Linked DNA regions of Homo sapiens: region 2 is linked to region 1. A link is a contact called in ENCODE Hi-C data. All regions are on one chromosome and are shown on one strand. Each heading gives the region's core, a stretch centred on a gene start or an enhancer-like site at or near the end of the contact. The rest is flanking DNA. Distances are from core to core; before and after follow the strand shown. Region 1 overlaps TSHZ2 (teashirt zinc finger homeobox 2). Region 2 has its middle 13 kb from the start of BCAS1.

Evidence for each region. Hi-C counts contacts between places; a loop is a spot of excess contacts on that map. Pooled maps may share reads with other maps.
Region 2: a map with no recorded cell type shows a loop between it and region 1 (2.3-fold over the local background). The contact joins two enhancer-like sites. A Hi-C loop is called at or near these places in 2 of 37 single-sample maps with no recorded cell type and 2 of 50 pooled maps.

The regions. Positions count from the first base shown.
Region 1 is chr20:53,145,676-53,151,463 of GRCh38, forward strand. The region is part of intron 1 of TSHZ2 (teashirt zinc finger homeobox 2); the gene reads left to right. Among named protein-coding and RNA genes, the nearest start is that of TSHZ2, 180 kb to the left of the region's middle. RefSeq lists a silencer at 3,541-3,741. Within about 2 kb of position 3,901, at least 3 of the 41 ENCODE cell types and tissues checked have a DNase peak (open chromatin) inside an H3K27ac peak, as active enhancers do.
Region 2 is chr20:54,080,984-54,086,446 of GRCh38, forward strand. No RefSeq gene overlaps it. Among named protein-coding and RNA genes, the nearest start is that of BCAS1, 13 kb to the left of the region's middle. RefSeq lists an enhancer at 1-248. Within about 2 kb of position 4,093, at least 3 of the 41 ENCODE cell types and tissues checked have a DNase peak (open chromatin) inside an H3K27ac peak, as active enhancers do.

The sequences.
Region 1 (5,788 bases), core at 2,651-5,150:
TCATTGCTTGGAAGCTTCTAGGGGCATTATTCTCCAGCATTTCCAGCTTGCCCTGTATGGGAACAGCCAGACAATTGCCCTTAACCAGAGAAGCACAGGTAATCCCAGAAGAATGCTTGGGAGGGAGAGGTACATGCCTAGGAAATACGCACAAGGCACAGAAGAACTCTAGCATGGATAATTGTGGCCCTTGCCTCCTAGCACAGTTGTAATGACTGAATGGTAATAAATAGAAAGCACTTGGACTGCTGTCTGATTTGAGAAAAAACTTAAGAGTTGGGGAAAATCATGTTGGCTCACAATACTAAAACGTCTAGGAGAAAACCTTGAAGCTTCAGGAAAGGGTGGATCCAGGCACTCAAATATATTGGTCTAGGCAAGAGCATGGTGGGAGGGAAATAGCCTGTGCTGAGGGGTGCAGAGCTTGTGGAATACAGATGAATTTTAGAGTTTGATTTAGTAAAGACCATGTTGTCTTTGTGGTCCATTTCATATCTAGTATATTAAGCAGATTCATTGTCAGATACTCAAAGTGAACTCAAATCATCAGTGAATGCAGTTGTGGGGCAGGGGGCGGATGAGTCAACACAATTTGGCATCATGTAGCTAAAACCACCAGTGGTGTGATGGATGGTTTCATTTCTTCTTGGACTGTTTTGGCATTGTGTAGACGGAGCCTAAATTGGTGCCCGCACCTCACACTAATCATGCCCAGAGAGAGATAACATGGAGCTATTGAGATCCCCAAGCAGCACTTTGGCACACACACTATCTGACAATATCAAGAGATGAAGGAGGCCTTTGAAATGAGCTTTCGCGCGTGAGTAATGACCTTCAGGATGTGGCTCAGGATTGTCTTTTGAAACTGGTATATCTTGATGGATGATTGAAAAGCTGCTGTCTTTGGTATAGTTTTCGTGGTTTTATATTTGAGGATGTGTAATAAATAAATGTGTAATTGCCCTCAACATGATGCAAGACCAGGAGGTGAAGATGACACAGAAAAGTCCTATAACAGCATAAAATTTTATTAGGCTCCCCATTGGTAGGCAAGTCAGTGTTGTGTGAACAAAGAATAGTCTGTCTTAAGGTGACCAAGATAGAAACCAATACAGTGAGGAACAAATTCCACCAGCTGATTTGCAGGGAGGTAGAGGAGCGAGGCGGGCGTGAAGGATAGGTACTCTCATTTTTAAGATCTTTATGAAAGTAGTTTCAGGACCCGTATTAATAACTGCAACAACCACCTGAACCATTGACCTTATAATTCTGAAGATTAACCAGTTAGTATTTATAAAGCATTTGATGTTATTTTTTCAGTTGATGGGAATAGCTACATTTCAGTGGCCTGTAATTCTTAATTCATTGATGTCTTCTTCTTCCATTTTGATGCTAAGGTTGATTTTGTGCCCAATGTATTAATTACATGCTTTTTGTTTTTTATTCTTTGTGATCTCAACTCAGCTTATTACATATTTTTTGTTTCCTCATGTGACTCTCATTATTGGCTTTATACATGGATAAATCTATCTGTCTCTTCTAAATTAACTTTGATCTCTTTTAGTGACAATTGATGGGTGACAACCTTAGATATTATACATGGTGCCTGGAAACTGGGCTCAGCTTTCTTTTCATCCCCTTTTCTTTCAGTAGGTCAAAGAATGTCTTTAATATCTCTGTATAAACTCCATTTTGAAGATTTGTATGTTAACAGTTTTGTGCTATCATCTACAAAAAAGGCATAGACACAAAAGTTTAATTGTAGTCCTACCTTCTTCAATCCAGTCTAGAAACTTAAATGTTCACAAAGATTTAATAATATTGTTTAATGAATACTAATTCAATATTTTTCAAAGCTTTAATAATGTCATGTCATAATATCATTAGAAAAGAAATTTTTGATTGTTGGTTGCCATATCACTGTGGTATTAATGTGATTTGTGTGAGACTAAGATTTCTTTTTGTTTGTTTTAAACCAATATTCAGTTCCATCATATCTATGCATAAGACATGCATAAAATAAGTGGTGGGTCTATTTTGTTTTGTTTTGTTTTGTTTTGAGACAGAGTCTCATTCTGTTGCCCAGTCTGGTGTGCAGTGGTGCCATCTCTGCTCACTGCAACCTCCACCTCCTGGGTTCAAGTGACTCTCCTGCCTCAGCCTCCTGAGTAGTTGGGATTATAGGCATGCACCACCACGCCTGGCTAACTTTTGTATTTTTAGTAGAGCTGGGGTTTCACCATGTTGGTCAGGCTGGTTTGAATTCCTGACCTTGCGATCTGCCCGCCTCAGCCACCTAAAGTGCTGGGATTACAGGCGTGAGCCACCATGCCCGGCCAGTGGGTCTATGTCTTATAACAAGATTTGTGTTGTTGTTACACAGCTTAAAATAGAGGCATTTGCACAAACCTGATAAATACAAATGTGTCTTTTGGAAAGTCTCTAAATTCCTACAGCTAATATTTTCTATATCGTACTATTTAGTGTTTAATTATCTACGAACTTCAATTGATCACATGAATGTTATTTCTCTTTGGGGATTTGATCTCAAATGTCTAGAACAGTGGTTCTCAACTGGGGCAACTTCATTTCTCAGGGCACATTCTGCATTGTCTGGGACACTTTTTATTGAAACAACTAGGGTGGGGAAGCTGTTAGCATCTAGCGTGTAGAGGCGAGAGTTGCTGCTAAGCTTCCCACAGTGCACAGGACACCGCCCACCACACAGAGTGATCCAGCTTCGAACCTCAATAGTGTTGAAGATGAGAAATCCTGCATAGGAAGAATTTTGCTTTCTATTTCTTAATTTCTTGTTCTGGATATAGTACAGGCCTGACACCCTGTAGATGCTCATATTCAATTTGAGAATGTGGCTGAGTTTGCCTATTAAATCAGGACCCCAAGTGGATCTAAGTGCAGTGGTTTTGATTGAAAGAAAAAAAAAGTTTTTGCATTCAATATGTATGGATCATGGGGTGGGGGTTGATACAAAATAGAAAAAATATATAGATAAAGAAAATGAAGACATCTCCCAATCTTTTCTGAGATTGCCATCAACATAAAAGGCAGGTTATTAATCTTCAGGGTACAGTCTTTGTATGGAGGGAATCCCTTGGGGGTTATTGGAAATTTTATTGCTTTTCATTGGACTCAGTGTAAAATGGGGTAATTTAGGCTTAACAAACAAAGCTCGGGTTGACTCACTTTTTTTCAGAGGCTCCAGAAAGAGAATTCTCACAGAGCAGGAATCAACCTTTTCCTCCATAAATCACAGGAGGAGGTGAGAATTTGGCTAATATCCAGAGCACTGCAAAGAAATAAACAATGCAAAGCAATCTGTGGCTTACTTGATGCCAGTTTCTCCGTAGATAAATATTTCTGTGTTTTGATCTTATACATTCTTCCCCCTCAAGCTGAAACTTTTTCTGTCTCTCTTCCAGTCTGTCTGTTAGGCGAGGCCTTGGGAGCAGGATCCTGACAATGTACTGGTCAGCTCTTTTAGGGTTTTTTTTTTTTTTTTAAAGTTGATTTCCTCTGCTGGTGAGCCATACATCACTGACATCCCTGTCTGTGCTGCTTGTCTGTGACAGAATGACAGGTGTCATTTGTCACTGGGGCTTGCGGAAGCTGTGGGAAGAGGGATTGAAATTTTTTTTCTGGAAGGGCTCAGTGTCTGCCAGATCATTAAAAAGGGGGCTTTCCAAAGAAAGCTGTGTGTAATGTGATTGCACTTACTGTCAACGATAGGCTAAAAGAAAGAGAGAACATCAAAAGGGAGTGAGAGAAAGAGGGGGAGGAAAGAGAGGAGGAGTTTCTGCCAGGGGCATTTAAAGTTCTTGAGCTGCCAATGCAAGGATCTGCTTTAGTTCAGTTCTAGTGTGTGCATGCTAAATAAGTCCTTCAGAGATTTCCGCTCAGCTCATGGTGCCAATGAGGAGACCGTAACAGGAAACCTCTTTAATAGCACTTCTTCTCATCACATATTATGTAGGGCATGGAGACAGACTTGGTACTATACAGGGCATGACTTGCAGTCCAATCATTGAAGAGCTGAGGCAGGAAAACCTATTTGAACAAAAGCAGAGGGTCCCAATAAATCACGAGGCAAAACTGAGACCTGCTGGCAGGCTCCTTCTCCAAAGAGACATTTACAGCATCCTGTTTGCATAAGCACGCTCGGAAAATGCCCAAGAATATCTCCTTGCAGCTTCTCTCCTCTTGGCATGAAGTCCGTCACCAAATGGATCTCCAGGGATCAGGGAATAGAGTCTGCTTATCATTTCATTGCAAAGGGGAAGTGTTCCTTATTCTACTCCCTGTGCCATTAAAGTAATAAAAAGAAGTTAACACTTTCATAGTTCTGCCTATGTGCCGGACACTGCGGTAAATGTTTTACTTATACACCTCACTGTAATCTTCATAGCAATCCTATGAGATCGCTATTTCTGTTTTGGGGATGGTGTCATTGAAGCACAGAGAGGTTAAGTAACTTATCCAAGGTTGCACACTTCTTGGCAAAGCTGGGATTCAAATCTGGATAGTTGGGGTCTGGAGTCTATGCTTTTAGCCTCTTATTGGGAGGGTGAATGATGAACACAGTGGGGAGGCCAGATGATTTTGATAACTTCCAGATTGCAAATCTAACCATGCTGATTTAGGAAATTAACAATTTAGTGATGATGCAAACCAGGGATCTGCAAACTACAGCCAGTGAGTCAAATCCCACCTGAAACCTGTTTTTATATAGCTGGCAAACTAGAAAGAATTTTCACATAAATGGTTGAAAAATTTTGTAAAAATCTGTTTTCTCTTTTGTTACATAAGTACCTGCACATATCCTCAATTTAGTCTCTTGTCTTGCAAAGCCTAAAATATTTACTAGCTGGTCCTTCACAGGGAGTGTTGGTGGCTTCTAATCTAAGGTAAAATCAACTACAGGAAAATAAAATAAAATAAAATAAAAGTTTTTTAAAAAAAAGAAGGAAAGAAAGAGAAAGAAGAAAGGAAAAAGGAAGGAAGGAGGAGAGGAAGGAAGGAAAGGAGGAAAAGAAAAAGAAGGAGGGAAGAAAGGAAGGAAGGAGAAGATCTTAAAAAGAGAAGAAAAGGAAGGGACTTCATTTAAAAGCAAATAAGAAAACTAAGATCCTCACCAGTGGAGCTCTGAGGCCAACAGAAACACTGAAATTGGGCTGGCTTAGGTATACTTACGTGGGAAGGCCATCCTTTCAAAATAAGTTTTCCTTGACTGCCTTTCCACAAAGCCTGCTGCTTGGAGAGACAAATTAGCTATTAGGTAATCTAGTTAATTGACAAGTGACTTAACTAATTACCCTAACATGCTTATTAAATGTTACCTTTCCCATTCTCAACACATTGTTAGAGCATCAATGTATTTAAGGCCTTATCATATCACGCTCTCTTGACAGCACATTCCTGTTAAAACAGAAGGTGCATGCAGTATGTTTTTTCTATCACTATTTTTCTCCCTCTGTGGTTAGAGTCATAAGAGATAGAATTGGGAGCTGGGTACATAACAAGCCCATCCCTATTAAGGAACAATGTCCTATTATACTGGTGCCTATTCGCTGAGATGGATCAAGAATGGACTAAGTAAAGAAATAATGCATAATATCAAGCCTCGGCTAATGGGTGTAGCTAAAGCTTAGAGAAAACTTACTTTGACTCTGGACTAGTCTTTCCTAGCTGGGAGGGCTAGTGTCTATATTTATACAAATCTACAAATTCCTCAACCAAAATTCTTTGAGGCAGATGTGTTTTACAGTTCAGA
Region 2 (5,463 bases), core at 2,843-5,342, 940 kb after region 1:
TGATTCTTGACACCCAGTTCCTTTCATCTTCTAGCACTCAGCCTCCTTGCAGATCAGTTTTCCCCATTCCACCAAGTCAGAGATAAAAGGAAGGGGCTGGGGGCAAGAGCTTTGTGATGAGTCTTCTGTGATGTTGCTAGAGGGAAGTGTGTTTTTTCCAAGTGAGGATTAATTGCCAACTTTTCTTTTTTTTTTTTTTTAAGACAGGGTCTCACTCTGTCACCCAGGCTGGAGTTCAGTGGCAACATCATGGCTCACTGCAGTCTGGACCTCCTGAGCTCAAGCCATCCTCCCACTCCAACCTTCCAGGTAGCTGGGACTGCAGGTGCACGCCACTACACCTGGATTTTTTTTTTTTTTTTCATTTTTTGTAGAGATGGCATCCCCCTATGTTGCCCAGGCTGGTCTCGAACTCCTGGGCTCTAGTGATTCTCCCACCTATGCCTCCCAAAGTGCTGGGATTACAGGCATGAGCCACCATACCTGGCCAATTGCCAACGTTTAATAATCAGGAAACTTTATATAAAAATTTAAAGATCTAGTCTCTCATTTGTCAATTAAAAGGTTTGGCAATATTGTCACATCACAGTCGCCTGGGTCTAGGCGTTGGCAGCCTTTTCAAAGGGACACTTGTTTCTTAGTTTATGTTGGTTTCCGTCACTCCCTCCCCGCTGGCCCCACATCCATTGCCTATTTATCCTCACCCTCGTGCTGCCATTTTTCTTGGAGCAAATTTATAAGAACCATGAACTATTTCTACCAAAATATGAAAAAAGAACACTATAAGAGATCCCATGTCTTCATAAGAATGCAAAAGCATCCTTGTAAATGAAAAGTTACATATATTTCACAGAAGTTTGATGTATTTAATATAACATAATTATAATATTTAATATAAACGTAGTTGCATATGCTTAAAATACAAAGTATGTCTGTGTTGAAAACAAGTATAATTTTTTCATCCAATACATACTATGCTCTTAGCTGGAGAGTTTATGCCCTGATATTTATCACATAGCATAGGAAGACCCCCATCTCTACAAATATTGAAAAAAAAATTTAGCCAGGCATGGTGCTGCGTGCCTATGGTTCCAGCTACTCGGGAGGCTGAGGCTGGGGGTTTGCATGAACCCAGGAGCTCGAGGCTGCAGTGAGCCATGATTGCACCATTGCACTCCAGCCTAGGCAACAAAGCAAGACTCTGTTTAAAAAATATATATAGATGATTAATTCCCACTTTGAACAAACATACTTCCTGAGTCTTCCTGACCCCTGCAGACACTTGAGTTTGTGAGCCCTGACCTGGCTGCTAAGCGGTGTCCGTTGGTTTTCCTGTTGCGCCCGGGGTAGAAGTTTGAAGCTGAGCTTCAAGTGTTTGTCTTTCCCTTGGGAGAAGGAGATTTTCTAGCTCACCTCACATAGTGTGTAGACATCTGGGTTATCCTCGCTTCTCTAGAGAACTATAGCTGAGAAAATGAGAAGCCATCTCTGAGGAGTAATAACACACAGTGCTCTGAGAGGTTGAAACAGAAACTGAGGAAAAAAAACCAAGTTTTTCAAAGGTGGATTTAAACATGATCAGTTTTGCCATATCTGTGTTTTCTCTCTCCTACTGCAGGGCTTCCCAAACTTTAGTTATACACTGAAGCTTTTTTTCTCATTCCTCATGCCATATAAACGAAAACATATTTTCTTTAAATTGACTCACGATTTCATTTGAAGTATCTAAAATAGACACTGACTATGACTACCATAAGTGGAAAATTAGTATTATGTCCCCCAAATAAAATGTAACATTAAAAAATAAACCTGTAACAACTGTAAAGAAAGGTCTTACGTTCTAGCTAGATTCTGTTGCCTGCCTAAGATCCACACCCAAGGCCAGCTCACTCTGTTAAAAATATGTTAAAGGAATTCTAGCATCGCCGGGCGCGGTGGCTCATGCCTGTAATCCCAGCGCTTTGGGAGGCCGAGGCAGGCAGATCATGAGGTCAGGAGTTCGAGACCAGCCTGGCCAACATGGTGAAACCCCATGTCTACTAAAGATACAAAAAATTAGCCGGGCGTGGTAGCACACGCCTGTAATTCCAGCTACTTGGGAGACTGAGGCAGGAGAATCAGTTGAATCCGGGAGGTGGAGGTTGCGGTGAGCTGAGATCGCACCATTGCGCTCCAGCTTGGGGGATAGGGGCAAGACTCCATCTCAAAAAAAAAAAAAAAAAAAAAAAAAAAACAACACCAGAAAGAAATTCTGGCATCAAACTAAGGCTTTCTCTTTGATACATCCAGAAGCATTAGTTGATAATTGAAAGAAAATGGCAAAGGGAATAACTACCTCACCTTCTCAGTTGGTGACTGAATAGTATTTTAAGTTCACTTTATGCCCAGTGCAAACTTTTGTATCACCACTGGTAAGCATTTCATAACTTGTGAAACACTATCTGACTGTTATTCATTTATTAATTGAAAAGAAAATATTTTTATTACTACTTGTGTTACTCCACCAACCAGCTACTATACCAGCCTCTCACTGATTGAACAATTACCACACCATGCTATTTTTCTTGTTCCCTGACACAAGTTTTTGAACCATTCTTGTATACTATTTTTCAATAATTCCTAGTTCCCCTTTTACAGATGATGAAAATAAGACTTAGTGAAGTTAAGAAACTTAGCCAAGCTTCACACCCAGTAAATATAGAGTTGAAATTCAAATGAAGTTTGGACATTACTTCTAAGAGCTTGAGGTTATCTATCCTTCAGATCAACCACCAAAGTTGATTTGATTTCACCCCTCAAGCCCCAAGGCTCCCACAACTTAAGAAACAAATGATTCTCCTGTCAGAGAACAAGGATAAAAAACTCCAGAGAAGTGCTATTTTTTCCTTAGCAACAAGGGGAGATATGGTTCCAGATTCAGAATCAATCACAAATGTGATTTACATGGAACTGAATTTTTATCCAGAGGAAACATATTTACTTAGTAAATAGACCATCTTGAAGGAGGGCAAGAGTCCAGAAATAAAACAACTTTCATTCTGAGTAAGGGAAAATGTGGTGTGGGCCTTCTTCTCCAGTGATAGATGTACAGAATTTTATGGACCAATTATAGCTGAAGAAGATTAGGTTTCTTTGAATTCCACAAGATGAAAGGTCCTGTCACTCCTTTATCAGCTGCCTTCTAGAAGTTTCCAGCCATTTACCTATCTATCCCTTAAACCATCCACTCAGCCATTCATTCACTTACCTACCAACCCATTCATTCAGGTATGCAACTAACCATTCACCCAACAACTCACTAATCCATCCTTCCACTCTCCTTCCATCCCTTTCTCCATGTATCCACTCCTCTCTCCATCCATCTGATCATCATCCATCCATCCATCCATCCATTCAATGATCTACCCATCCATCTATCCATTCATCCATCCATCCATTCATCCAATCATCCATCCATCCACCCTACATCCATTCATCCATCCATTCATGCATCCAATTATCCATTCAATCATCCATCCATCTATCCTACCATCCATCCAATTATCCATCCATCCATCCATCCATCCATTCTTTTTGTTCTCCAAACATTTATTAAGCACACACCATGTGCCAGGCCCTGCATTAAGTACTAAGATTATAAAAGGATACAAAGATAAAAAGAGTACAATTTCTATCTGGGCTACAGACTAACAGGGAGAGAGGTATGTATAAAGTGAAAAGAATGTGCAAATAGCAGGAAATAAAGGGGGCATATGAGGCCAAGAATGAGACGTGCTCTCTCAGCCTGAGGTGGGGAGTAAGGCTTTCTGAAAGAAGCATCTTATAAATTGAGAGTTGAATAAAAAGGTGGCATTGGTCAGATGAAAGCCAGAGGTCTGGCAGGGAGAGGAAAGTTGATTTCAACACAGCCAGCCACATGTGCAAAGGCCGAGCATCCATAGCGTTTCTAATGGTACAGTGCTGGAATATATAAGCTCTACATTTTGGGTTCTTAAGGGATTGTCTCATTCCTGATTGAGCTTCCTGAATTCAGATCCTTGCTTGGGCTCTCCCTACCTAAAGACTTGGATTTTCATTTGTGTTTGCATTCAGATGTTGACTGAATCTTGGTCAATATTGTCCCAGATTGTTTGGTACCAGGCCTAAATGCCACAGTATTACTCAGAGCAATTAACCTTTAGTCGTCAACCCAACATATTCACCATACCCCTGTTGAACAAGAGACTGGGCTTTTCTCCAGCTCATTTCTCCTGGCCCAGGCTGCCTACTGGCAGACTTGTAATGCAGAATTATTTTGCCTGCAGCAAATATTATGGAAGCTTTCTTGGAGGTCTGAGGTTAAACCAGTGCAGAGTTTGCTTTTTGCGTCTTCTTGGCATCCTCAATGGGGACATCATATGCCCCAGCCTTTTTCTGGTGAGGCTAAACATTGGAAACCAATATCTGTTTCCTTCACATTTTTACATAGGATACAACTTCATAGCATGTTGGCACTCATCATTTGGAATAGTAATTCGGTGGGCAATTCAAACCTGTCACTCTCAAAATGTTGTAGTGCCTGACACTGGATTTGTTTGTAAACTTAAGAAAAAGTGTGTTGGAATTGGAAGGGCTGTGTGACTTTGGGCAAGTTACTTAGAGTCTCTGGGCCTCAGTTTTCTCCACCTGTAATAGTAGGCACAATAATATACCTACCTCATGGAATTTTTACACAAGTTAATATTTGAAGTGTTCAGAACAGTTCCTAGAATACAGCAAGCATAGAAGTGTTTGTTAAATAGAATTAAAAAATAGGAAAGAGGTGTAGAGTAGTGAAATCCATTTATGCCTAGTGTTCCATGATTGGAACACTAAGCATGTGGGAGTTATCTATATCCTACTGCTCAAGGTCATTGCCAAGGTCTGATTTTTCAATTCAAAAAATTGCAACTTCAGGCATAAATGGGTTAAAAGCAAAGGTGCAGGAGCCAGGTAGATTTAGGTTCTGATGTGAACTCTGCCATCTTCTCACTGTGTAGCCTTGGGAAAGCTAATTAACCTCTCTGACAGTCCAGTTGCTGTGAAAATGAGGCTATGACAGTTCCTCCCTCTTAGGATGGTGTGGGGTTTAAATGAGATAATGCACAGCACGCGCTTGGCAAGGTGCTGTCATAAAATATATGGTGGTTGTTTGCTTCTATGTCATTATTATTCAACTTAAGGTCTGAGTTGGCCAGAATGAGGAATTATGAAATCACATTTGCAAGAGGAAAGTGAAGCCCTGTCCCTGGGAATCCCAGCCGTCTGCCCTTCTCCTGCATGTCCTCCAGCATCCACTCAGGGATAGGAATCTCTGCAGGTGGGAGAAGGGGCCTCGGTTACTTCTGACAACGGTCCTGGGCCACAGGTCCTATTGTCCTTACTTTATAAACGTGGGCCCTGAATGTTTGGTGACCTGCCTAAGGTGACCCAAGCACTACGTGA